Regions from separate parts of the Homo sapiens genome. Here regions 1, 3, 4 and 5 are each linked to region 2. Evidence: chromatin loops called from intact Hi-C (ENCODE). Cell type or tissue: CD14-positive monocyte. All regions are shown on one strand. Region 1 holds the start of LINC02205 (long intergenic non-protein coding RNA 2205). Region 2 has its middle 120 kb from the start of LINC00593. Region 3 overlaps PCAT29 (prostate cancer associated transcript 29). Region 4 has its middle 14 kb from the start of DRAIC. Region 5 overlaps PCAT29 (prostate cancer associated transcript 29).

What was found. Peaks named below come from ENCODE experiments on the same cell type or tissue, not always from the same donor. Only the 100,000 strongest peaks of a DNase experiment are listed, where the experiment ranks them.
Region 1: it touches region 2 in a loop (5-fold over the local background); 5 of 110 quality-filtered maps call a loop at or near these places.
Region 3: it touches region 2 in a loop (2.9-fold over the local background); 6 of 110 quality-filtered maps call a loop at or near these places.
Region 4: a loop joins it to region 2, with 2.5 times the contacts of the local background. A loop is called at or near these places in 15 of 110 quality-filtered maps.
Region 5: it touches region 2 in a loop (6-fold over the local background); 11 of 110 quality-filtered maps call a loop at or near these places.

What each region holds. Positions count from the first base shown.
Region 1 is chr15:70,505,255-70,510,254 of GRCh38, forward strand. It overlaps LINC02205 (long intergenic non-protein coding RNA 2205), which reads right to left and starts at 674. Exons shown (of 2, transcript NR_146562.1): 1 at 655-674. RefSeq lists an enhancer at 563-612. In CD14-positive monocyte, no CTCF peak of the experiment used is centred here; DNase peaks (open chromatin) are centred at 477, 2,777, 3,577, 4,237 and 1 weaker place; H3K4me3 peaks cover 198 bases; H3K27ac peaks cover 3,897 bases.
Region 2 is chr15:69,717,242-69,722,241 of GRCh38, forward strand. No RefSeq gene overlaps it. Among named protein-coding and RNA genes, the nearest start is that of LINC00593, 120 kb to the right of the region's middle. RefSeq lists a silencer at 2,539-2,588. In CD14-positive monocyte, no CTCF peak of the experiment used is centred here; DNase peaks (open chromatin) are centred at 1,880, 2,460, 2,810, 4,390 and 1 weaker place; H3K4me3 peaks cover 1,568 bases; H3K27ac peaks cover 5,000 bases.
Region 3 is chr15:69,608,537-69,613,536 of GRCh38, forward strand. The region is part of intron 1 of PCAT29 (prostate cancer associated transcript 29); the gene reads left to right. Among named protein-coding and RNA genes, the nearest start is that of PCAT29, 19 kb to the left of the region's middle. In CD14-positive monocyte, no CTCF peak of the experiment used is centred here; DNase peaks (open chromatin) are centred at 875 and 1,945; H3K4me3 peaks cover 1,559 bases; H3K27ac peaks cover 2,500 bases.
Region 4 is chr15:69,573,588-69,578,587 of GRCh38, forward strand. No RefSeq gene overlaps it. Among named protein-coding and RNA genes, the nearest start is that of DRAIC, 14 kb to the left of the region's middle. In CD14-positive monocyte, a CTCF peak has its summit at 2,547 (motif pointing right); DNase peaks (open chromatin) are centred at 1,184 and 2,594; H3K27ac peaks cover 897 bases.
Region 5 is chr15:69,664,693-69,669,692 of GRCh38, forward strand. All of the region lies in intron 1 of PCAT29 (prostate cancer associated transcript 29), which reads left to right. Among named protein-coding and RNA genes, the nearest start is that of PCAT29, 75 kb to the left of the region's middle. RefSeq lists enhancers at 368-983, 1,600-2,214, 1,655-1,704, 1,735-1,784, 4,293-4,372. In CD14-positive monocyte, no CTCF peak of the experiment used is centred here; DNase peaks (open chromatin) are centred at 1,939, 2,399, 3,499, 4,989 and 2 weaker places; H3K4me3 peaks cover 2,964 bases; H3K27ac peaks cover 4,402 bases.

The DNA.
Region 1 (5,000 bases), 790 kb after region 2:
CAGATTTGTGGGCCAAATTCAAGCCTGAAGCTTCTCTGTTATTTGGCTGCAAAAGAATTCCTGGTGGGAGTGAACACCACCCACCCCTAACAAGGTGTCAGCCCTTTACCTTCTAGCTCCTGCTGCTCCCAAACCCCAGAAAAACCCACTCTGATTTGGCCTTGAAAACCAGAACAGTGACCCTTGCTGGCAGCCAAATGTTTGCACCACAGGCTCTGACATCCAGGCGTCTTAGGGTTGTCTTAGACATCCAGACAGCAAGACAGGCAGTGGGCAGCAGACCAGAGGTGATTGAATGGCCAACTACACCCCATGTGAGAGCAAAGTCCATGAGGGATACCCCTCTCCCCAATTCTTCTGGGGCCTTCCCTCCCCATAACACTTCCATCTGCCCAGACAAGGGCTTCTGGTGCCAGGGGCAGCTCCCTTCTTATCCTTTATACTTGGCTGTTTGTGCAGACCACACAAAGATGAGTCATGCTGAAAGGCAGAACCTGCCCAGGGCTCCGTGAGTAATTTAGGCACTCACTCTACTTCTATTAAATCCCCTTCCCTTGAGGATATTAATGGGAAAGAAATCTGACTAAAGTAATTCACACTCAGGTGTAGCTGACTAATAGCACTATGCGGGTGGGGAGAGGTGGGGAGGATTACCTTTTAGGTGTCTTGCTAACCCCAGATAGAGGAAGAAATCTCAGGCAGTTGACCAACCCATGATATCAGCCCTGAAGGCAGCTTAAGAGAAAAGGCAGGGGGTTGCATTAGTTCCCCAACATCTCTGCCGGGAAAGGACCTCAAGATCCATTATGCATTTGTGAGGTTAATCACAGCATCATAGCTGCTCAGAGTCAGAAAGACCTCACAGGCCAGGCAGACCCCTGGGGTATGCAAATGTGTGCAAACTAACATCCAGATTGGCATTCATTATTCTGTGGTCACCAGCTGAGGGACTTCTGTGTGGAGCACAGCTACGCTGCTGGCAGGAGCCCTGATGTGGAGCAACAATATCCTACTGGAAATGCCCAGGGTGGCCTTGGAGAAACTCCAGAGGGGCACAGGGATTGGCCTGCTGGACCCAGCTCTGGAGGACCAGCCAGAGATGCACACACACTCACTCAAGATGAAGTGCAAGCCTGTGTGTTTTAGTAAAAGGCAAATCTGAAACCGCCTTTGCAAAAATCATAACTAAGGAAATTATGACAGTGAGAGAAACCTGACAGGGCTGACTCCATCTTGTCTCAAGCCTCACAAGTTGGCTCTCTTTGCTCATTCTTGGGCTTGGGCCAAGCTAACTCTGGGAGACATTTATAGTTTAAATAACAGCTCTTCCCAAAAGCTAACGTGTTCTTGTAAAACAAATAAAAGGCCACCAAGTTAGGATAAGAGGGGCTTGAATTCTAATTATTATCAGCTATTGTTCTGGAGGTCATAAGATTTACAACTTCTCCAATTACTCTTGAAGATAACATCACTGTTGTAGAACCTAACATTGGCCTTTTGAGATAACTTTTCAGTTTTTTGCATGTCTGGCAACCTGATGGCCCCAGCTGGACCTGCCAACCACTTCTGTGGCCCCCACCCAGGAACCGCCTCAGCATAAGAGGACAGCTTTGACTCCTTATGATTTCATCCCCAAGCCAACCAATCAGCACTCCTGACTCACTGTCCTCCTACCCACTAAATTATTCTTAAAAACACCGATCCCTGAATTCTCAGGGAGACTGATTTAAGTAATAATAAAACTCCAGTCTCCCGTACAGCCGGCTCTACATGAATTGAACTCTTTCTCTATTGCAACTCCCCTATCTTGATAAATTGGCTCTGTCTAGACAGCAGGCAAGATGAACCTGATGGGCAGTTACAAATCATGCAAAGATGATATGAAGCAAATTACAGGGGAATGACCACAAAACAATCACCATCTCTCCCTGCCTGGTAAGGGTCCTACAACCCTGACAGAGGCGGTATAGAGCGGCAAATCAGGGGGAAGGGATAGCCTCTCACCACACCCAAATGTCCTCCAGCACCATCCTCCTTGGTCTGTTGCCCAGCAGTGCTCTGGGCCAGATACCTGTGCTCGGCACTGAGGGGCACCCAGTGTGACTCAAGCAGAGTCTCTCCCCCAGAAGGGGTTACTGGAGCCACATGTCCAACCACCAGGTCAGGTGAGAACTGAAGCTCAGAACCTCCATGCCAGGATGGGTCTCCATCTGTCCATTATCCACTACTGTTGTGTAGACTGTGCAAAGATGAGTATCAGGCTGGGCGCCGTAGCTCATGCCTGCAATCCCAACACTTTGGGAGGCCAAGGTGGGTGAATCACTTGAGCCCAGGAGTTCAAGACCAGCCTGGGCAACAAGGAGAAACCCCACCTCTACAAAAAATACAGGCACACACAAAAAATTAGCAGGGTGTGGTGGCACGCACCTGTAGTCCCAGCAACTCAGGAGGCTGAGGTGGGAGGGTCTACTGAGCCTAGGAGGTTGAGGTTGCAGTGAGCTGTGATTGTGCCACTGCACTCCAGCCTAGGTGTCAAGATGAGACCCTGTCTCAAAAAAAAAAAAAAAAAAAAAAAGAAGAAAAGAAAAGAAAAGGAAAAGATGAGTAACAGCTCTCCAAGGCAGGGCTCACCCAGGGCCTCACAGATAACCACTCATGTTGAACAAACCTTGCCTCACCAGGCTCTTAAAAGTGAATTTCAACAGAGGGACAAGTGAATGGAATGAATAAATAAATATTTACCATGTAGTATGAGTCAGGCACAGCAAATAGGGTGTCTTGTTTACTCACAGTGGCCTTAGGAGGAAGGTATTAGCATCTCCAATGGACTATTGAGGAACTAAGACTCAAAAAGATTAAGTGCCTCACCACGTCACACAGCTAGAAATTGATATGACCTCCACATTCATGGAGAAGTGAGGGGAAGTGGAGGGAGCTAAGGTTAATGTGGGTGATGTCAGAGGTACTGGTGACTTGCAACTGCCCTCCCCCTCATCTGGCCCCTCCCACTTCCAGCATGCACTCTCTCACCCACCTCATGCCCCAGCACTCACACACAATTCATGCTGTAGAGCACAGTTGGGCAAGGCAAGTGGCAGCTTTGAGCTCCCTCTGGAAGGGGCAGGGGAGGGGGAAATCATGCCCTTAGAGGCCCCTCCCCAACCCCTCCCTCCCCACCCCCAATCTGCTGCAGCATCTGCCTCCCCAGTGTCAGCATCAAAGATTCATCAAAGCTGAAGCCCAGCAAAGTGTGTGCTTCACATCTCTAAATGTGCTTCTTCCCAATGAAAAATTCAGTGGAAAATGCAGGGAGTTAAAGAGGGGAGAAAAAAACAGATTTGAGAAGGAAACAGGGAAGGAAGAAGAGAAAAGAGAGCTGCCTCTGCACTGTGGTTCCACTGAATCCACCCACACTTACTGAGCATCTGCCTTATTTAGGGCACTGTACCAGGCACAGAGGTGCGACCGCCAAATACAGCCTCATAGGCTGCGCACTGCACAACTTTGGGGGAACCATTCCCAGAGATGCATTCTGGCTCCTGTCCAAATGGCGTGGGAGTCAGGAGGCCTGGGTGTCTGAGTCTGCTCCGCCACTCATTAGTCATCTAACATTCTTGAGTCTCAGATTTCTCACATCCAAGCCAGAGGTTCCAATACCCACCCCTCTCTTCTTCCAGTGCCCTGAGGAACATGTGCACAGGTTGTAAACTGTTGTGATAAAAAGAAAGTAGATAACTCATCCTACAGAGAAGCCCAAACAATGGGTTCAGGAAAAGAAGAGGAAGGGACCATTTCCAGTGGGGACAGTAGAGGGGGCTGCTTCCTGGAAGAGATCTTTGATCCCAGTTGTAAAGGATAAGGAGGAGTTCAGCAGACAAGCCACTGTGACAAATGAGCAGCTACTGCAGGTCCAGGCAGAGTGACAATGTGGGCAAACACCCAGATAGAGGAATGAACAACTTGGGCAGTGAAAGGGACTGTCTGGTTTGGCCCAGGAGGAGCTGGTGTAGGAAGTCCAACAGAAGGATGGACTTAGCTGATAATAAGATGAAAAAAGATTTTATCACTACAAGGAAGGCCTTGAGTGGCCTGCAGGTGTGGCAAGGAATCAGGAGATTGCTCGCCTCCACCTCTCATTGGTTTTGTCACTTTAGATGAGTCACAGCTTCCCTCAAACCTCAGTTTCCTCATCCATAAAATGAGGACATCAGACCAAGTGATCTGCAAGTTCCTCTTTTGGCTCATTTGGTCTGTACTTCTAGTTCTAAGAAGTTGTTCCGTTGGCCATGGGGGTATCCCAAGAAGCTCAGGTTGACAAGACTTACCCAGGGCTTCCTCATAGGGCACCCCCAACCCTACATCCTCATTTCAAATCAGTCTCTTGTTGCTGTGCTTTGGACAGAGGATCCTCCAAGTACATGTGAGTGAGCCTTCCTGGACGTGAGGCTTTACCTTCCTCTACAGTGGAGACTCAGCACAGCTCCCACCCCACCCGGCAGACAAGCCAGGAGCACCCACACCTAGAGCAGCCCTGAGTAAGCAAGCAGCACTCACAGCGCTGGTGTCACTAGCTTAGGCCCAGGAACGTCCAGGGTGAGCAGTTGTACCCCACAGGCTGCACACTATGCCCTGCACACCAGCATCCCCAGCCAGGTGTGACCTGAAGATAAGTCTCCACATCCTAGCCAGTCACATGCCTCTCAGACAGAACCAGAGTGACACTGTGAAATAACAGGTCCCTGAGCAACCTACACATGGGCAGGGCTGGGGAGCTTCCAGCTTCTGTGACTAAACCTTCCCTCTCCTCCCCTGTGGGAAGTGTGGTGCCTCCCCAGCCCAGCTCTGGGAGCAGCACAGAGGAGCGGTCTCTGGCTTGGGCCTTGGGGTTAGTTGTGTGAGCTGAGAGTCTCAACTCCACTCCTTGCTAGCTAGATAATCTTGACCTTGAACAAGTTCCTTATCCCTCCTAAGCCTCAGTTTGCTCTTACCTGTAAAATAGG
Region 2 (5,000 bases):
CCAGTGATAGAGCATAGGCAGGGTAGATTTAGCATAATTATTTGGAGTTTTGGAATGATAAAAGAGTATTGGCTAATGTAAAGTCACCAGTTGCATTAGCCCCTAACAAGAGAGTCCCCTTGTTATTTGAAGCTTTGAAGCCAGGCATTGACTTCACTCTGGCTAGGAAAACCCTAGATGGCACCGTCTTCCAATAGAAGGCTGTTACATCTATGCTGAAAATCTGTTTTTTAGTGTAGCCACCTTCATTAATGATTTTAGCTAGATCTTCTGGATAACTTGCTGTAGTTCTACATTATAGCACTTGGTGCTTCACCTTGCACTTTGATGTTCTGGAGATGGCTTCTCTCCTTAAACCCCATGAACCAACCTCTGCTAGCTTCCAACATTTATTCTGCAGCTTCCTCAGCTCCCTCAACCTTCATAGAATTGAAAGAGTTAGAGCATTGCTCTGAATTAGACTTTGGCTTAAGAGAATGTAGTGGCTGGTTTGATCTTTCATCCAGACCACCCAAACTTTCTCCATATCAGCAATAAGGCTGTTTCACTTTCTTATGACTCATGTGTTCACTGGAGTAGCACTTTTCATTTCCTTCAAGAACTTTTCCTGGCAGGACTTGATGGCTCACGCCTGTAATCCCAGCACTTTGGGAGGCCGAGGGGGGTGGATCACGAGGTCTGGAGTTTGAGACCAGCCTGGCCAACATGGTGAAACACCATCTCTACTAAAAATACAAAAATTAGCTGGGCATGGTGACAGGCACCTGTAATCCCAGCTACTTGGGAGGCTGAGGCAGGAGAATCGCTTGAACCCAGGAGGCGGAGGTTGCAGTGAGCTGAGATCGTGCCATTGCACTCCAGCCTGGGCAACAAGAACAAAAGTCTGTGTCAAACAAAACAAAACACAAAACAGAACTTTTCCTTTGCATTCCCAACTTGGCTAACTGGTGTGAGAGGCCTGGCTTTCAACTTCTCTTGGCTTTTGACATGCCTTCCTCACAAGCTTCATCATTTTTAGCTTTTGATTGAAAGTGAGAGATGTATAACTCATTTTTCCACTTAAATACTTAGAGGCCATTTTATGGTTATTAATTGGGCTAATTTCCATATTTTTGTGTTTCAAGGAATGGGGAGGCCGAAGGAGAGGGAGAGAGAGAGAGAGATTGGCCAGTAGGAGCAGTCAGAACACACAAAACATTTATTAATTAAGTTCGCTGTCTTACATGGGTGCAGTTCATGGTGCCCCAAAATAATTACAATAGTAGTATCAAAGATCACTGATCACACATCACCATAACAGATGTAATAATAATGAAAAAGTCTGAAATATTGCAAGAATTACCAAAATGTGACACAGATACAGGAAGTGTGCACATTCTATTGGAAAAACGGCACCAACAGACTTGCTCTACACAGGGTTGCAACACATTTTCAATTTGTGAAAAACACACAATATCTGTGAAGTGCATTAGGCAAAGTGCAATAAAATCAGGTATGCCTGTAGAATGAGGCTCATGCAGTTAAGAGCTGGTGTGGCTCCTTCTTGTCTTTCATGGGGTGATGACTTGGAGGCCCTGCATGCCCAATGGCCTGCAGAATGGAGGAGGGCCCCCCACTCCATGGCATTCTCCATGAGCAAGAAATAAACTTTCATTATTTTAAATCTCTGAGATTTCAAGGTTGTTACTTCAGCATAGCCTGGCCTATTCTAGCGAATACCCAGCATGTTGGAGTTCACTGAGTAATTGCTGCTCTTGAGTTCTTTAACACCATGAAGGAAAAAGCTGCCTCTTGAGCCACCCAGGGCAGCTGATTGACACTTTCCCTCACTCTCATCATCCAGCCCAGATGGCACTTCCTGTTTGGTAACACCTCACGTGGGCTCCTTCGTCCCCCACCAACTCTGCCAGTCACCATCCTACACAGTCAAATGTGCACAGTATTAGAGGTTTGCCAAGAACACATCCTTGTGTCTGCCAAGGAGCGTCTGTTTGAGGAAGAACATTCTAACAGAGAATGTTCAGAGACAAAATGCTGGCTGTGGGAGACAGTCAAATCTTTGTCTCTATGATGAGCAAGTGGAGGCTGGATGGCCACTGTGGATAGGGGGCAGGGGTCCTGAAGATGGGATGCCAGTCTCAAATGGGGAGGGGTTGGGCTGGGAGGGGCAGGATGAACAGGATGATTTTTAAGTCCCTTCCAACCCGGAGAGTCCCCACCTTACTGCCTAACTCAGTATTTTTTTTTGAAAGTGCATGAATGAATACATTTCAGTCACAAAGAAAGTAAAGGACATATGAAATAAAATAGCCTGACTTAATGAGCAAATAAGAATTATAACACAGATTCTTTCTGAAAGGTGTAGCCTCATGAGATCAATGTTCTCAGCCCTCATGAGGCTGACGGATGGTGAAGAGTGGTCAGGAAGGCATGTGACGCATATCCGTAATTTACACGCCAGCCACAAAGAGGGCTGAGCTCAGGGAGGAGTCAGAGCCTTGAGACAGGCTGAAGCCATCATGATAACAGCCCCTCACAAGGACACCTGGTGCTTTGTCATGCACAAAGTGCTCCCCCTGACATCCTGAGTGCTCAGAAACTATTTTCTCTGAGCTTTTAATCATAGATCATAGATTATCCTATATCTCTGAGCTCTTCTTATCATAGCCTCAGGAGAGAAGAACTGCTATTCCTATTTTATAGATGGGTAGGCAGTTTTCAGCAATTTCCCCAAGATCACATAGTGAGTAATGGGGAGATCCAAGACTTGAACCCAGATCCTGTTACACAAAGTGGTGGGTTTTAAAATAAGAGAATACACTTACTCCAGGCACTGGAAGCTGAAATTGCAATTAGTTCACATGCTCCCAGGTTCCTGAGAACTTCCACTTTTGTGTGTAATGTTGATTGTGGACAGATATTATAGGGACAGGCTGACTCTGAACTGCCTTGAAGACAAGAAGGATTTTCTTGGGAAAAGCAATGGACTGGGAGACAGAGAGTCCTGCAATACAGGCCCTGAATCTTTTTCTGACCCACTTCATTACCAAGAAACCTCAGTTTCCTCATCTGAAAGTATGAGGAAAGATGTTGATCTGGTCTACCATGAAGAATTTCTGTGAGGACCCAATGCGAGGATGGGGTGCACATATTTTGAAAACCAATAAAAAGCTGTAAAGAACTATAAAAAGCTGGGGTTCTTGTTTCAATTAAGAATGCATTTTGCTAGGCCAGGCACAGTGGCTCACACCCGTAAATACCAGCACCTTGGGAGGTCAAGGTGGGTGGACCACCTGAGGTCAGGATTTCAAGACCAGCCTGAACAATATGGTGAAATGCTGTCTCTACTAAAAATACAAAAATTACGTGGGTGTGGTGGTGGGCACCTGTAGTCCCAGCTACTCGGGAGGCTGAGACAGGAGAATTGCTTGAACTTAGGAGGTGGAGGTTGCAGTGAGCTGAGATTGCACCACTGCACTCCTGCCTTGGCGACAGAGTGAGAATGCATTTAGCTGCAAGTAACAGAGCAGCCAGCTACAGTGGTTTTAACAGATGATGCTCTGATTTTCCTATGACATAAGAAGTGCAGGGTGGGTAGTACAGGGCAGGAGAGGATGATTTAACAATGTTAATGGGGGCCTAGCCCTTTTCCCCTCTGTTCAAATTCCATCCTCACACATGCTACCTTATATGCACAAGATGGATACTGCCCCTCCAGGCTTTACGTTCCAGTTGCAGGTGGGAAAAAGAAGGGAGAAGGAGGAAGAGTTGGTACCTACATTACGAATGCAAAAGTTTTCTTAGAAATCCAATAACTGTAATATTGGCCAGAACTGTAATCAAATGGTCACCCTCTAGGTACAAGGGAGGCTGGAAGAATGAACATTTTTGGCTGGGCACACCACTAAACAAATCCAGGGTTTTGATGGAAAGGAAGGGGTGGGGATGGATTGCAGGTGACAGCTGGTGGTGCCTACCACAAGCTCCAATACCAAGATGGGCACTGAATTCACAGGGATCTTTTAAATTTAGTTTCTGGATTTGAGTGAAAGCAAATTGGGTTGCCTCATCCTTCGAAGGAAAAGTGGATCCATAGTATTCTACTGTCAGAAAGGGAAATAGAGTCACCTTGAAGACAAGAGGTGAGAGAGTGCTGCAGGTCTGGAGGGCCAAGTGGATAGAAGCTCAGCATGACCTCCCTCTCTCTGTCTCCCCTTTGTTCACTTTCATTAGTCCCGTTCACTTGGGCTGGGAGAGCTGGATCCGGGGAGCTCATTAATAGCCTCTGGGTTTGTGTGTGTCTCCACCCGAAGAAGTCTAACCACAGACTTCCTCTTGACTCTTGGCAACAGGGAGAAAACAAAACCACAGCAGCTTTCATTGCTGAAAAAGACAAAACTGACTCGTTTGCTTAATAAGCCCAGACGGAGGAACTTTATTTCTGGGAGGAAGTGCTGAAGACTCCGGTACAGGCCGGGTGCGGTGGCTCACGCCTGTAATCCTAGCGCTTTGAGAGGCCAAGGCGGATGGATCACGAGGTCAGGAGATCGAGACCATCCTGGCTAACACAGTGAAACCCCGTCTCTACTAAAAATACAAAAACATTAGCCAGGCATGGTGGCGGGCGTCTGTAGTCCCAGCTACTCGGGAGGCTGAGGCAGGAGAATGGCGTGAACCCGGGAGGCGGAGCTTGCAGTGAGCCGAGATCGGGCCACTGCACTCCAGCCTGGGCGACAGAGCGAGACTCGGTCCCAAAAAAAAAAAAAGACTTCAGTACAAGGAGTCGTGGTTGCGCCGTGAAATTGCCAGACTCTGCGATGAGACATCCTGGGTTGACAGTTTAGAGGTTGAGAGATTGGTGGGAGGAGGCCACGAGTCCAGGGCTCAGTAGGACTACGGGGCAGAAGCCTGTGCTGCAGATAGGTGGGACTTTGCAAAATGGATCTGCTTGGGGAAACTGAGGCCTCCTCCCACCTCCGACAACATCCAGACCTCTTTTG
Region 3 (5,000 bases), 110 kb before region 2:
AGATTCTTAGATTCAAGCTGTTCCACATCATTTCCCATATAGGAAAGTGGAAGCCCAGAGGGTGTTCGCGCTGATCTGAGACCACACAGTAAGGTAGTGTCAGAGATGAGACGGGACGAAGTGTGAACCCCCCAGTTCATTAGTCAATTGTTTCTTTGGAACAGAGCATCTAATAAGTTACACAATAAGAATCTGAGTTTTAGTCTTACTGGCCATGCTGGCTGTTTGGTAACTGGTGAGATGGCCTGACGGGAGTCTGTTTGCAAGTGGTGGCTGACAGCCCTCCACGGAAGAGGTGCATCCTGAAGGGGGAAGCCATGGACGATGATTTTACCCAGTGGTATGTGGATTGACATTATGGACATAGCACGGCAGTTGTTTGTTTGTTTGTTTTCTTTTTTTTCTTTTTTTTTTTTTTTGAGACAGCATCTCACTCTATTTCCTAGGCTGGAATGCAGTGGTGCAATCACAGCTCACTGCAGCCTTGACCTCCCAGGCTCAAGCAATCCTCCCATTTTAACCTCTCAAGCGGCTGGGACTACAGGCACGTACCACCATACCTTGCTAATATCTTTAAATTTTTTTTTTTTTTTTTTTGTAGAGACGAGGTCTCACTGTGTTGCTAGGGCTGGTCTCAAACTTCTGACCTCAGGTGATCCACCCGCCTCAGCCTCCCAAAGTGCTGAGATTACAGGCGTGAGCCACTGTGCCCAGCTGGCAGTTGTTTTTCAAGTCTGTTGTCCACCTCGGTTCCTGGACACCATTTGAATGCTCTCCCACGGAGAGCAGAGAGAGAGAGAGAGAGAGAGAGAGAGAGTGTGTGTGTGTGTTTTAAGGGGAGGAATCTACAGTAGAATCTGAAAGAGCTCTTTCACTCATCTCTGAGTCACACTGAACTCCAAGCAGCACTGCTGTGGGTTCCCCATAAGGGAGCATAACAGAGAGACAGCTCTCCCACACCCCACTGTATTTATTATTATTATTACTTTTTGAGATGGAGTCTCACTCTGTTGCTTGGGCTGGAGTGCAGTGGCGCAATCTCGGCTCACTGCAACCTCTACCTCCCGGGTTCAAGTGGTTCTCCTGCCTCAGCCTCCTGAGTAGCTGGGATTACAGGCGCCCATGACCACTCCCGGCTAATTTTAGTAGAGACAGGGTTTCACCATGTTGGCCAGGCTGGTCTCCAACTCCTGACCTCAGGTGATCTGCCCACCTCAGTCTCCCAAAGTGTTGGGATTACAGATGTGAGCCACTGTCCTGGCACCCAACTTTGTTTTAATTCTCTTTCACCCGATTTCCTTCTACTCTTTTTTTTAAAAATTGAAGCAGTTGTGCAGTTTTTTGCAATGTTCAGACTCTGATACTTATGACTCCTTACATCTCAGATCAAGCCGTGGGAAGGCCCGGGCAGGGAATATGATATCCAATGGTCAGTGGAAAGAATGCACTCAGGGAAGTCAAATACATGGTCTAAGTTCCCACAGCTGGAAAGGGATGACCAAGCAGTAGGCTTGACTCTGAAGACCATGCCGTTTTGATTTTACCATATTGGGACTCTCTCCCTCTGCCAACCGTTCCTTTTTCTGAGTCTTTTCCTATTCTTTTTCTCTCTCATCTCTCAACCTTTCCCTTCTTCACCTCCATCTCCCCCATCCTCTCTATCTCTCTCTTTCTCCTTTTCCCCTCTCCCCACTCTTCTGAAAAGCCACAGCTTCTCTCTGTTCTAATATGCCTAAGACATTGTCCCAGAAACTTTCTTATGTGCTTCTTGACACCCAGAGTGACTGAACACAGGTATGTTTGTTGGGAGAGCCTCTGCCTCCATGGGAAGAGAAGCTAACTGGTTGACTTTCTGCTACTTGTACCAGCCAAGGGGCTATTTGCAGACAGTACATAACAATGACAAAGCACCATAAGACATTGAGCAATCTTTCCTTGCATCAATTAGATTCTGACATCTGCTTACTGTTTAATTATCTTTTGACTGAGGAAATGGAAAAGTTGACAAGTAGTTCAACCCAACAAGAGTCAGGTTCCTTATTTTTCCCCCTTCATGAGCATGTTTTTAGAACACTGATCTGCCAGCATCTCCTGGTCTCTCTGGGGCACTGGCAAAAAATACAGACAAATATTTATGTTCCATGAACTCAAGAAGGTTTTCATATTGTTTTCATGTTTAACTGATTTCAAATGAACGACAATGGCTCTTAATGTGGTTACAAGAATTTGCCATTAATTTTCACTTGAAATTGGATGCAGCCGGTGTACATGCCTATACTGTATTCTAGTTCTTAACGATTTGCCTTCCAAAAACATAGGCTGCTTCCTACTGGCTGATGGGCACAGCAGCTTAGTGAGGGTATCGATCTCCTATTACATGTGAACAAAAATTAAATTGAGAATATCACCCTATTTCAGAGTGCTTTGCCTGTAGCATTTGAGGCAGGCGGCTGGGACACTGAATGAAGAGCCTGGGGGAGGCAGGTTCAGCATGCCACCGTTTCCTGGTCATGAAGATGCCAGCTCCAGCTCCAAGCAGGTGACAAGGCTGGGTGGCCAGGGGACATGGGAGTGTGGTTCGAGGTCTCAGAGCATTTTAAAAAACTTCCGTTGTCTTTCTACCTTGGATTTCAGGAGCACCAGGGTAATGTTCTAAACTTCTTTGTGAGGTTTAAAGTCTTCCCTCCCTTGGTCTAAAATGTTGAAGTGGGTGGTGGAACAGAGAGGTGACATGAAGATGAGAGTTGAGCCAGAGGAATAGGATTCTCCATCTTTGGGGACGTCATTTAATTTTGGAAACACTCAGTTTCTGTTTAAGCAGTGTAACCATATAATTTGTTGAACACTTTTGAAGGGGTGAATGTTAAATTGGATAGCATGTTGGGAAAATGGGCTTAAACTGGAGATAAGGTCGACCTATGAATAAAGAAGGGATTAGGCCACATAGCGGGGGTCAGGGGTGGTAAATAGGTTTCATACCCATGGTAATTATGGAAGAGCCATCAGGCTTTCTGGACTGCATTGTGGAGGGGATGGTGCAGCTGCTTTTGAGCACCATGGAAGAGTTTCCTGATTGATTAGCAATGTCTGCTCTAGTCTCTGGGAAGGATGGCTGCACCCTTGCGGGTATTCACCATTCCTGGATTGGATGTCTTCAAGAGCCTTTTCAATTCTATTTTTGAAATAAGAATAATTGAGAAGTGAATGAAGCTAACCTTCTTATTTAAATGCCCTGGAGTTTGAGACCTGGAAAGCCAGACTGAGAGGCCTATGGCAGTGCTTTTCCAACTGAATGTGTACACTTGAATCTTGTCAAAATGCAGATTCTGAATCAGAAGTCTGGGCTAAGGCCCAATAGCCTCAATTTCTGATGAGTTCCCAGGTGATACCGATGCTGCTGGTCTGTGGGCCACACTTTGAGCAACAAAGACCTAAGGCAGCATCCTGAACCTGGGCCAGTGCCCCTTCACTGCAGGCTCATAGCCTGCAGAAGAACCTGTATATATGCTACTTTCCAAAGATTTTTTTCCGCAGGTCATTTAAGTGATTCCTCCAGACAGCCTTTTAATGTTTGATAGATTATTTCCCGCCCCCATCACCCAGTTTTTTTTTCCTAAATGTGCTTTTCAGGTGCAGCAGGTTTAAGTGCCTAGCCCAAGAGCTATAAATGGCAGAGCTGAGACTCACATTTAAGTCTTTGCCCTTCCCCAGGTGGCCCTTTGAGCACCTATCTGGCAGGCCTAATTATAGAGGTAATGTTGTGAGTGCCCTCAGCTCAAATGGGGCAGCTCTTGGAGCAGTGCCAAGGGATTGTACTGATGCTAAATATGCCTTCAGATCACGTCAGAAGCCTAAGATTGCCTTGTGACCCCCAGCTCCACCATTCCAGCCAGTCATTAAGGCAGGCAGACAACATCTTACAGTCTTGGGTTCATGGGAGCCTTTTTTGTTCTTATGAGGGTTTTAGAGCCAGATAGACCTGGATCAGAATCTTTCCATGTCATTTGACCTTAAGCAAGTTACTTAATCTCCCAAATTAAAATCCCTTCACCTGTAAAAAGGCACATTCTTGGCTGAGCGCGGTGGCTCACGCCTGTAATCTCAGCACTTTGGGAGGCTGAGGCAGGCGGATCATAAGGTCAGGAGTTTTAGACCAGCCTGACCAACATGGTGAAACCCCGTCTCTACTACTAAAAATACAAAAATTAGCCAGGCATGGTGGTGCGCAGCTGTAATCCCAGCTACTCGGGAGGCTGAGGCAGGAGAATTGCTTGAACCCAGGAGGCGGAGGTTGCAGTGAGCTAAGATCGCGCCATTGCACTCCAGCCTTGGCAACAGAGGGAGACTCCATTTCAAAAAAAAAAAAAAAAAAAAATAGGCACATTCTTGCCTTTCAGAGTTGTTGGAAAGATGAAAATAAACAATGAATGTAGTAAAATGCATGGCACAGTGCATAGCAAAGATGGAACATTTTGTTTCTCCCCTTTGCCCTTCAGAAGAACTGTAATTCCTTAGTGTTGCTACTCACTGCACAAATACAGTGTAACTATCTTAGATTCTTCTTGATACAGTGGTGTACTCCACAATAATGGGTTCAACCTTTATGTAGTGCCTTCCCGTACACAATAAAATAGAAAACCATATTCATTACCAAATATCATTCTTTCATGATATAACACACAAAAAACTATTTAAACAAACTTCAAAACTTATACTGTAAAACATGTCAGCACCAAAAACTATGCAGGCAACACAGACAAATTTGAAAATTAGAAGAAAACTTAAAATGTCCCCGTTGTGATTTGGCATTAGCAAAATCACCGATAAGTTTCGCAACTTCTGCTGCCTTGTTTCTGCAGCGAGTGGTGTTAATTCTGTTAAACATTGTTGTCACAGAGTGTTCCTTAAATAGTTTTTAATTGGTTTTAATTTGGAGAAAAAACGTTTTGCTGAAGATACAGGGGCAGGAATTGTCAAAAATAAAATTAACAGATAACATT
Region 4 (5,000 bases), 140 kb before region 2:
ATTCACTGCCATTCTTTCTTGATATGCTTTAAAGGAGATGGGGGAAAGAAAGGATCCAGAGCTGGGAAATTCTGCTTTCTCAAATCCTTTCTTGTTACAGTGAGGCCGTAGTCCAGAGAGTTTAAGCAGACAGCTCTAAGTCACAGAGGGCAGGAGGCAGGGTTTGCATTGAGCAGTGAGGGTGGGTAGGGAATGAGGGGACTGTGCTAGCGCCCAGAGACTGGACCACGATGAGACCCTGGAGGAACCCTGCAGGAGGGTATTAGGGCAGGGGCAGCGAGGTAGGGGGAGCCAGGTGGGCAGTGGGCTAAGGACACAGTGCTGTCGAGTGGGGATATGCCAGCCCTGGTTACCAAAACCCACGTGGGGGTTTCTGAGTTCAAAGGCATGTGGATGGTGCAGCCCCCTGCTGAGATATGACTGCAGCTTTGGAAACATGATAAAATAAACACACGACGTGGGTCTTCAGACCACCCCCGATTAGCAGCTAAAGAGGTGGATGGGTAGAAGAAAAAGCAGAGGTTTTCAAAGAACAAAAATACAACAAGGCAGCACATCCGTCCCCGAGGTTGAGAAATGTGGGCTGCACTAGTTTCCGCATCATCAGAACTGTGCCCGAGTCAGCACAGTTCTGAGCACAGGGAGAATGTAGAGCACGTGGGGCAGGGAGGCAGGGTGCATGTACCTACGAAGTGCTGCCCCCACACACATCCCTTAAAGGAGAGTTACCCTAGAAATGATCTGAGGATTCTGGTAACAAGAGTTGTCATTCAAGATAGGCCTGACTCATTTCTTCCATGAAGGAGGAACTGAACAGTCAGCAGCAGAGATTAGAATTCTTATCCAGGCAGATCTTGAGTGCTTCCCTCCCTCCTACCAAAGTATTCTCTCTTTTGGCATCTCCCTGCCTTATATTTTGCCATTACGGGTTGATCCTGTTGGCTTGTCAGTCTCCAACAGTTCTCTATACAGACGCAAATGTTCTGGAGAGGCAGGCCACAGGTCAGCCCCAGACTGTGAACCCAGCTCAGGCAGCCAGGACCCAGGACTGGTTCCATCAGGGGCATGAGGGCCCACAGGAGTGAGCGAGGGAGAAGGATGAGGACAGTGATTATTGTTCCCCCTGTATGGATGAGGAAACTGAGACTCAGAGGAGTAAAGAAAGCAATGAGCAGTCTGAGGTTGGGGAAGGCCAAACCTCACTTCCTCCTCCCAAATCATGTGTCTTCAGAGTACATTCAAGGGCAACTCCACGCTCTGTGTTTCAGAGAAAACAATCCTTCATGGCTGTGCCCACGCTCTCCTCCCACACCACCAGATGTGCAGGCAGCGTGGGGTCTCTCCAGCATCCCCTGTTCAGACGGCCCGTTCGGAAACTGGACATAACTGTGACTTGTGTGCCTGGCTCTGAATAATCAGTTAGGCCAGTGAAATGGGAGTCTCTCTGTGTGTCTGGAATTTGAACTGAGACCCTAAGTTGGGACCACTCAGAAGTCTGGGAGACTCAAGAGTGAGGTGGCCATTACAGAGCCACACACAGCACAAGGTATTAAGTCAGGAGAAACTGAGGCAGCCAGACAGACGGGGAAGGGAGCAGGGCACAGAAAAAACCAATGAGGAGAGATACCCAGGGGAGAGGCCAGAGCTGCCTGATCAAGGACGATGCCCACCTCCAGGACAGGGACTCTTAAAGTCTGCCCAGGGATGGCAGGGCTGCCATGGAGCAGTATCCCCTGAGATATGGCTCTCATTTTTCTGCTTTCCTACTGGTGTGTTTTTTTGCCACTCTCTAGCCCTGGCTGTACCACTGAGGACTGAATTTTAACAGGCAGCAGGAAACTGGGATTCTTAGGTTGCAGGTCACTGGATCAAGAGGCACCACATCTACGTGTGAAGCAGGGATTACTGCCCCTCACTGCTGATATGGGATGCCAACATACCGCCCTGAGACCCTGCACCTGAGGACGATGCTGCCCCTGGGGCGGATCTAGGGCTGCGTTCCCTGGGGAGGGATGAGGTACTTTGCTTGCAGGAGGGAGAATGAGCCGGAAGCCATCAGTAGTCAGGAATGTGCCCTTTCAGTGTCCCTAGCTCCTGACTTCTGGGCACCTGGTGGGATTGCACTTTCTGCCTCTTTTGCTTGGGTGGGGCTGTGTGATAGATCCCACCAGTGAGCTGTGAGTGGAAGTTTTTCACTGTCTGTGTGAGGCCCTCAGTCTCTTGCTCTCAGTCACTGTAGCCAGCATCATTCCAGATGGTGGTGGCTACTGCCTCAACCTGGATCTTAGAAAATGGACACAGAGCTTGTCCAGCTAAATAAACCTGCCTGATTTGGAGCCATTTCGTGTTGGGGATTGTTTGCTACTACACCACACCCTGGGTGATCTGGCGGGTGCATTGCCTTAGCCAGGGCTTCAGCATCACACATTTCCTGGATCCTTCTGGGAAGTAGATGGAGGGCTGCTAAAAGCTGGGGCAACCCTAGGGGCTGGAGACATTCCCTGGGTCCCCCTGCCAGCCACAGTGCCAACCCTCAGGCTGTGGCACGGGAGTGCTGAACAGCAGAGGGCACCAGAGGCCTGTTTCTGCCTTCCCCATCCTGGTGCCATCATGGGGGTTGGTGGCATCAGTATTGCTGGTATTGTAGGAGGGTAGCATTTGGACCTACAGCAGAGAGAGATCTCGCTCCTCTTCTGTCACTGTGGTTGTGGGCAAGTGTTTGGAAGATGCAGACTCACCCTTCAGTAGGCTTCAGACAATATCTAGGGACCAGGGTCGGGGCACCCACCACAACTTCCTCTGGCCCTTTCTCTCTTGGGCTGGCCCCACCTTCAGTTGTCATCTGTCAGGCCCAGGGGTGGGGAGGAAAGCCAGGAGCCAGGATACAGCAGAACAGGCACAGGCAGCCTGACTCAGCACACAGCAGTGTTTTCAGGCCATCCCCTGTGGCTTTTCCTCTTCCATGCCTCAGATCCCACCACTATACTTTTGCCCATTTAGCACCCTACTTTCAATTCTGAAAATGCAGCTCTTGTTTTTTTGGGGAAAGGGAAAGGATGGAGGTTGGAGAGGGTGGGACTAACAGCAGATGTTTTCAGGATTTGAGAGCTTCGTCAGTACAAAGAGCTTTGTGCTAGGAGCCTGGAAGCCAGGTGATCTGCAGTAGGTCTTTTTCTTCCTTGGGCCTCAGTTTCCTCCTCTGCAAAAGTGGGTTTTGGGACAGCCAAGCTCTGAGCCCCTTCCAGAGTTTGTAACCTAAGATTCAGGTTTTGCTGGTCAGGAAGAGAGAGACAGCCTGGCCCTGGGGTAGGGATAGGAAGGAGGAGGAAGGTGCTACCTGTAAGGTAAAGGAGACAGGTGGGGGAAGCTTGGGTCACTGGGAGTCCTTAGCTGGACCATGACACTTTGCCAGGAGTGGCTGGATTCCCTGCACCTGCTGCTTTACTGTTGGCCTGTGTTTCAGTATTTACATTTCTCTGGATCATATAAGACCAAGGTCAGGTTAAGTCCATTACTCCTAACCCTAGTTGGCCCAAAGTCAAACAGAAGAGGTTGCCTGTGCACCTGCATCTCTGCCCTTCCTGCCTTCTCTAGGTGCTCTTAGCTCTGCATTTCTGCTCCTTCCTGCGGGGGCAGGAGGTTGGGCCTGACTCTGAAGCCCTAGTAGGGCCTGTCTTCCAGAAAGACAAGCACGTAGACACTGCAGGCAGCCACCTTGGGGTGGGGAAGGGAACACCCGCCTGGCATCTGGCTGTTCGCTGGGTGGGGATGCCTCTTTCTGCTGCCTTTGTTACCCTTTTCCCTCACCACTGCCAGCACTCAGGCTCCATAGTTAAAAGGCGGCACCAGGTTCTTCCCAGCAAGAACCTCAGGAGCTCTGGAGGCACCTTCTGGGTGGGGTTTGGTTGGATAAGCAAAGCATCTCCTTCAATCCTTCAGCCTCCATTCTGCTCAGTCCCTGGAAGGTCGGGTGGTAGCATGGGAGGAGGCCACCTCCTAAGCTTCCCCCGCCCTCCCCAGTGCCCCTGTTCCTCTGAGCTCTGGAGGTCACCAGGGCGCTGCGGAGCTCATTGCAAGCTGCCCTGGCTTGTTATCGGTCTTGAGAGACTCGTCTCTCTCTAGCTGCCTGTAAACCTCTGGGACCTGATGGATGGGTTTTGTTGTTTTCCTTCCCCCTGACTTGTTGGTGCTGTCACCTCCAGTCCCTGGTGGATGGACATCTTTTTATTCCAGCAAACCCACTACCTGTACTACCCATTCACTTAGTCATTCACTGAGGCTCACCATTGGCCATAAGATCACCAGGGCCTAGACACACAGAGGGGTGTGAGCACAGAACACAGTCCTTGCAGGGCTCTGGGTTTTGTAGGTGTGAGATGTGCCCGAGGCCTGCCAATTCACGGTGGCAAGTGCCCTGATGATGGCTGCACTGGCTCGTATGGGAACATTGCGGGAGGTGCATGGGGCCGCTTCTCAGAGGAGGCGATGTTTGAGCTGAATTGGAGGAAAAACAGTAAGGGTTCCCTAGATGGGGGTGGAGGGCTGGGAGAGAACTTTCTGGAAAGGGCACATCAGTCTGAGGGAAACACCTACATGCAGGCTGGCAGGTGAGAGGACAGAGTCCTTTCTGGGATCAGGACTGTTTGGGGCCACTGGAATAAGTGCAGGAGACTGGAGACAAGGCTGGGGAGAAGGCGGGACTTTGGTCATGGAGGTACTTGGAGTCTTTATCCTGTAGGTGGTGTGAAGACCAGAAAGGAGGCTGTTGCACTAGTTCAGGAAGAGAAGAGGAGGTGGGCGACAGAAGTAGAGGCAGCGCTCTGAGGGACCTTGGGCAGGTGGAAGCCACAAAACTGGATGGCCATGAGGGCAAGGTGAGGAGGAGGGGGAGGCGAGGAGGAGAGGGAGGCGAGGAGGAGGCGGAGGAGAGGAGGAGGGGGAGGCAAGGCCGACTCCAGGTCTCCTACTCAGGTGGCTCATGGCTCGGGGCCACTCGCTGC
Region 5 (5,000 bases), 53 kb before region 2:
GAGCACCCCCACCTCACCCCCCAGCCCGGAGAAGCCACCACCGCGCTGCCTCCCTGTGTTATCTGGCACATCAAGTGCTGCGACAATGAATATAGATTGACCTTATTATAGCAGCCGGCTGCTGGTGCCAGGCGCAGCCAGGCATACTTTGCACAAATTAAAGGTGTCAGCATGTAATTTACGGTTCATGGCAAAAAGGGGTGGTAGGGGTAGGGGAGGCACTGAGGCAGGTAGAAAGGAAGGTGGGCTGGCTGTGGGGCTGGCACCAGGAGCCCAGGCGCTAATGACAGGAGGCGCAGCCGTGGTGTCATTTTCATCCCGGTTTGCTCATTTTTAGCTATTTCTTGCTCAAGGGGGGCAGCCCCCTCTCCTGAGCCCTCCCCAACATGCTCTGTGTGCATGTGTGCGTGTGTGTATTTTTCAGCTAAATTACTGGTTTTACCTGAAGAGCGTAAAGTAGGTGTGCTAATTTACAGCTCGGCAGATAAAGCCGCAGCGTGCAGCGCTGTCTGGGAAGCCTGTGATCCGACATCATTTTACTAACACACCCGAGAGCAGCTTGACACATTGAGTCGGGCCTGTGATTAAAGTTGTAGTCTTCTTTCCCCCTCCCTCTCTCTTCTCCAACACGGAGAACAGATTAAACTCTAAGTAATAGATCTCGGTTTTCTTGCCATCCCACTGATATACACAGTACACAGTTTGACACAAAGAGTAAGTTATACATCACAAACAACAGCCTCTGCTCTTTACCGCCCAGAATTAATTTTCCATTTGCTACGCTTCCCTCCTCTCCAAGCCCATTTTCCTGTCCAGCAGGGCTCTCTCCTCTCTTGAAAAGGCAGGTGAGGAGAAGTGCAGGTCAGGCCTGGAAGAGGTGGCTCGGGACAGAGTTTAACCCTTATGGTTTAAGGATGAGGAAACAGAGACCTGGAGAGAAGCGACTTCCTGATGTCGCCCTTTGTGTCTGTGGCAGTGGTGAGGCTCAAACCTGTCTTCTGGTTGATAAGCCAGGCCCCACCTCCCATGCCCAGACAGCAGAGGCTGCCCGAGGAGCTGCTTGTTTGTTTGCCCTGCTATTCCCAGCAACCTGCCAGCAAACTGTCTCTGCTTCTCTGCTCTGCTCTGTGCCCCAGGAGGGGACCTCTAAGGGCTGCCCATGCCTCTGACCACTGCCTGGGCTTGGCCAGCGGGAGATACCAGAATGAGAAGCAACAGTGGGAGGAGAGAGGGGCTGGGCTATTTCTCCTCTGCTTCTCCCTCTGGGACGTGTGTCTCGGAAGAGCTGCCTCCCTCTGTGACTGCGCTCCTGTGGGGCGGCCCCTCCTCCACGGCCCCCACTCCTGCTGGTCTCTGGCCATGACATCCTGCCCTGCCCTGTAGATGCGGGCTGCGGACAGCTGTCAGCTGTTCTAGTCCAGGAGTCTCCCCATCCCTTTTGGATTTCCTTAACCCTGCCTAACTCAGTCACAAGCCCCTCCATCTGTGTCTCTTCATTTGAGCCACCTGGGGGGAATTCTGTTTCCTGTGGGGACCTCGAATGATACTGGGGTGGACCCATTCTTTATTGAGGACCTACGCTGGCAGCCATCTGCCTAAAGGCACACACTGGGAGGAAGGAGTCCAGACCTCCCAGGGTAGCACACATCCCTCTGGGAGGGTCCACCATTCACCCGGCTTGCTTTCCTGGCCACTGACACCCCTCCCCAGGCCCCACCGCAAGTCTTTGTACACCACCTTAGTGGAGTCTCGTGTGTGGCCCTGTGAGGCAGGGTCTGGCTAGGCCCTCTAAGGGATGTGGAAACGGAGGCCCAGGGAGGCTGGGGCTCTTCCCTAGGGTCACCCAACTTTGCACAGCAGAGTCCAGTTCCAAATGTGGGGCTAGCTGGCTCCAGTGCTGAGCAACTTCCTCTGTGCTGTGTGGGAGGTTCGTCTTGCTCATGTAGCTCACGTAGAACACACACACACACACACACACACACACGTGCACACACAGGCACAAATGACTAAATGCTTTTAAGGAGCTGTAGGAGAGTATGGGCAGGGATGCAAGGCCAGAAGTGAGGAGGGTTAGACGTGGCAGGGAGGGCTGGGTAAATCCAGGAGGGCATTTTGGAGGAGGTCAATAAGTCCTGGAGATGATTGGAAACCGCGTGGAAGCATATAGCCAGGAACTCTCTAACCGCGCCTCGGTAGACTGGTTGCACTGAATCACCAGGTTGGGTGGGGTTTAGGGGTATGCTTTAAAATTAGACTCCCAGGCCTCATCTCTAACATATAGAATCAGAATCTCTGGGGATGCAGTCCAAGAATCTGTTTTGTTTTGCTTTGATATGCAACTAGTCGTGGGAGCCACAAACTCTTCCCACTTCCCCATTTTACGTGCTGGGGAAGTATGTAAAGGAAGTAGAGAGAGGCCTAGGGACTTGCTCAGGGTCTCACAACAACCAATTCCAAAGCCAGGGCTGGCACCCAGGCCCCTTGGTTCCCAGCTCGGTGCTCATCCGACTGCTCATTCACCCTCGGGCTTCTCAGTGGGCAGGGTGGAAACACAGCTTCCTTAGATGATGGTCTCAGCCTCCTCCTCCCCCCGCCCCAGCCACCCTGCAGCCGGTTCTCAAGATGGCAAGTGGGGGGTGGATGAAGGTGGTGGCAAAGCGAGAAAGCGCCTGGAATAACACGACATTTTGAAATGTGAATCACTGGCACTTTCTGTTTTCTCCTGTTCCCCCTCTGCACCCTCCCATTCCCGCCCCCCCCCCCCCCCCGCCGACCAGGCACTCTCTGAGCTGTAGGAACGCTAGGCCTGGACATCCACCCAGCGTGTGGAACCAGCTGGGGAAGCCACCTGCGTGCAAGAGTGGGTGGAGTCTGAGATGAGAGCAGAGACTGGGGCTCTGGGCCTACTGCTGTCCCTTCTTGCTGTGTGACTTTGGGCAAGGCACTGTACCTCTCTGGACCTCAGCACTGGGATGCTCACCATAAGGCTTGTCAATACCCTTGGGCTGCCACATGGTGGGGGTGGGGGCCCTGCAGGACCTAGTCTATCCTGAATCCCTCTTCTGCCCTCCTGTCCTGACATTCCATCGCTCGTGTTCCGGTCTTTTGAACCCTGAGTAACAGGAGCCCAGGACGGTGCTGGTGGGAGGGTGCTGGGAAAGGGGGAAGCTGGGGAGGGGGCAGTTAGGGCTGCCAAGTGGAACAGGGGCCACTCAGCCGCTGAATGAGTGTCTGGACTCCCACCCCCAGACACTTCCTCCACATTCCCTCAACTCAGGAGCTAATGATTCAAAAACAGAGGTCAGCTCCTGGCTCCATGTTGACATGCAGGTACAGGGCAGAGCAAGCCAATGGTACCCTGGACCTCAGGGGGCTTGTGCCCTCTGTGGTGTGAAAGGTCACTGGGCATTTCTTAAGTGCCTCCAGCGCCAGGGCTTCTCCTCAGGCACCAAGGAGTGAGTTGGCTCTGTGTGTGTTTGTGTCCCCATCCCCAGATCAGGCCTGACTCACCCCGTGTCCCCACAGTCCAACACAGTGCTGGGTGCACAGCAGGGGCCCCAGGGACATCCCTGCATGGAATTTGTGCTGCCTGGCCAGGACCTCGTCAGCCTCAGCAGGCAGGAGCCTTGGTCCCAAGAGGATTGCCTTTGGGCAAGGCTTTTTTTCAGGCCCTCAGTGACCACATTTCTAAAATTGTGGTAGTGGCCAGTTTCATAGGCTGAGGAGCTCTTTCTGCTCTCCCTCGCCACAGGGTCCCTCTGCCTCAGCAGGAGAGCAGGCCAGAGTGCAGAGTCTGAGTGTGAGGCAGATGTGCATACGCAGGAACTCAGACAGGGCTGGCACATGGCAGCTGCTCAGTTATCGTCTATGAGGGGAAGAAAGGAGGAGGAGGGAAGAGGCAGAAAGAGGGTGAGGCTGGTGTGTGCAGCCCCATCAGCTGGCTCTGTGCTCATCTGATCCCTCTTGATCCCCCAGCTGGCTCCTGCCCACCCTCCTCTACTTCCTCCTGTGGCCTTTTCCCCTCCTCCTGAGAAGAAGGTGATATTGGAGGAAATGGTGGGGAGGGCACTGGAGAAAGCTCCCTAGGAAGTGGAGCTCTGTTCTAGAGACTAGGGAAATTAGGCCGTAAGTCTCCAGACCTCCCCTTCTGAGGAGCCCTCCATATAGCAGGAGGTGCTCAAAGCTGAGTGTCCCAATCCTGAACTTGGCAAACAACCTAACCCTAACACCCCACTGACGGTGTCCCAGGTGTAGACCCCTGTCTGGCTAGGAGGGACAGTGTTTAGTTTGCCACTGAGTGAGGGTGGTGGTGTGGGGTGGGGCTGTAAGAGAGAAATGCACCCCAGGAAGTGGGAAGCCAAGAGTGGGGAGAGTTCCATGCCCAGGAGCCCAGGGCCCACTTGTGGCTGCTCACGCTCACCATGTTTTGTCACCTGCCACTGGCTCCTAACCACTGATCAAAAATAGTCCTCTGCTTGCCCTTACATGTGACCGGCCTGTGGTCAGAGCACCCTACCCAGGCTGGGGTTGGGCTGCACGAGCATCCTGGCCAGCCCTGCCCCAAATGAGACAGGAAGTGCTCTGAAGTGCCTCTGTAGCTGATGGGGGCCGGGGTGGGGGGACCCTGCCAGCAGCTATCTGGGAGAGTTTGGCTTATGTTTCATAGTGTTTTCAAGGTCAGTTTCTTCCTCCTTGTTACCTGTGCCTCTTGTTTCTCTTAAAGGCCATCTGGAAAGAGGATATGGCCCAGAAGCATTTCTGTTCTCTCTCTGGACCTGAACATGGTTCCCCAAGGGTGTATTGTCTTGGCTGGCATGGTGGGTGGAGAGGGTATGGGGACAGGGTGGGCCCTAGCTTAGAATCCAAGCCACAGGGGCTTTAAACCCAAGAGAAAAAAACGTGGAGAGCTACAACCAGGCATTTTACCAATGAGGAAGCAACTTCTAGGGAGGTGAAGTGACTCACCTAGTGACTTCAAAATAAAAAATTCCCATTTCACA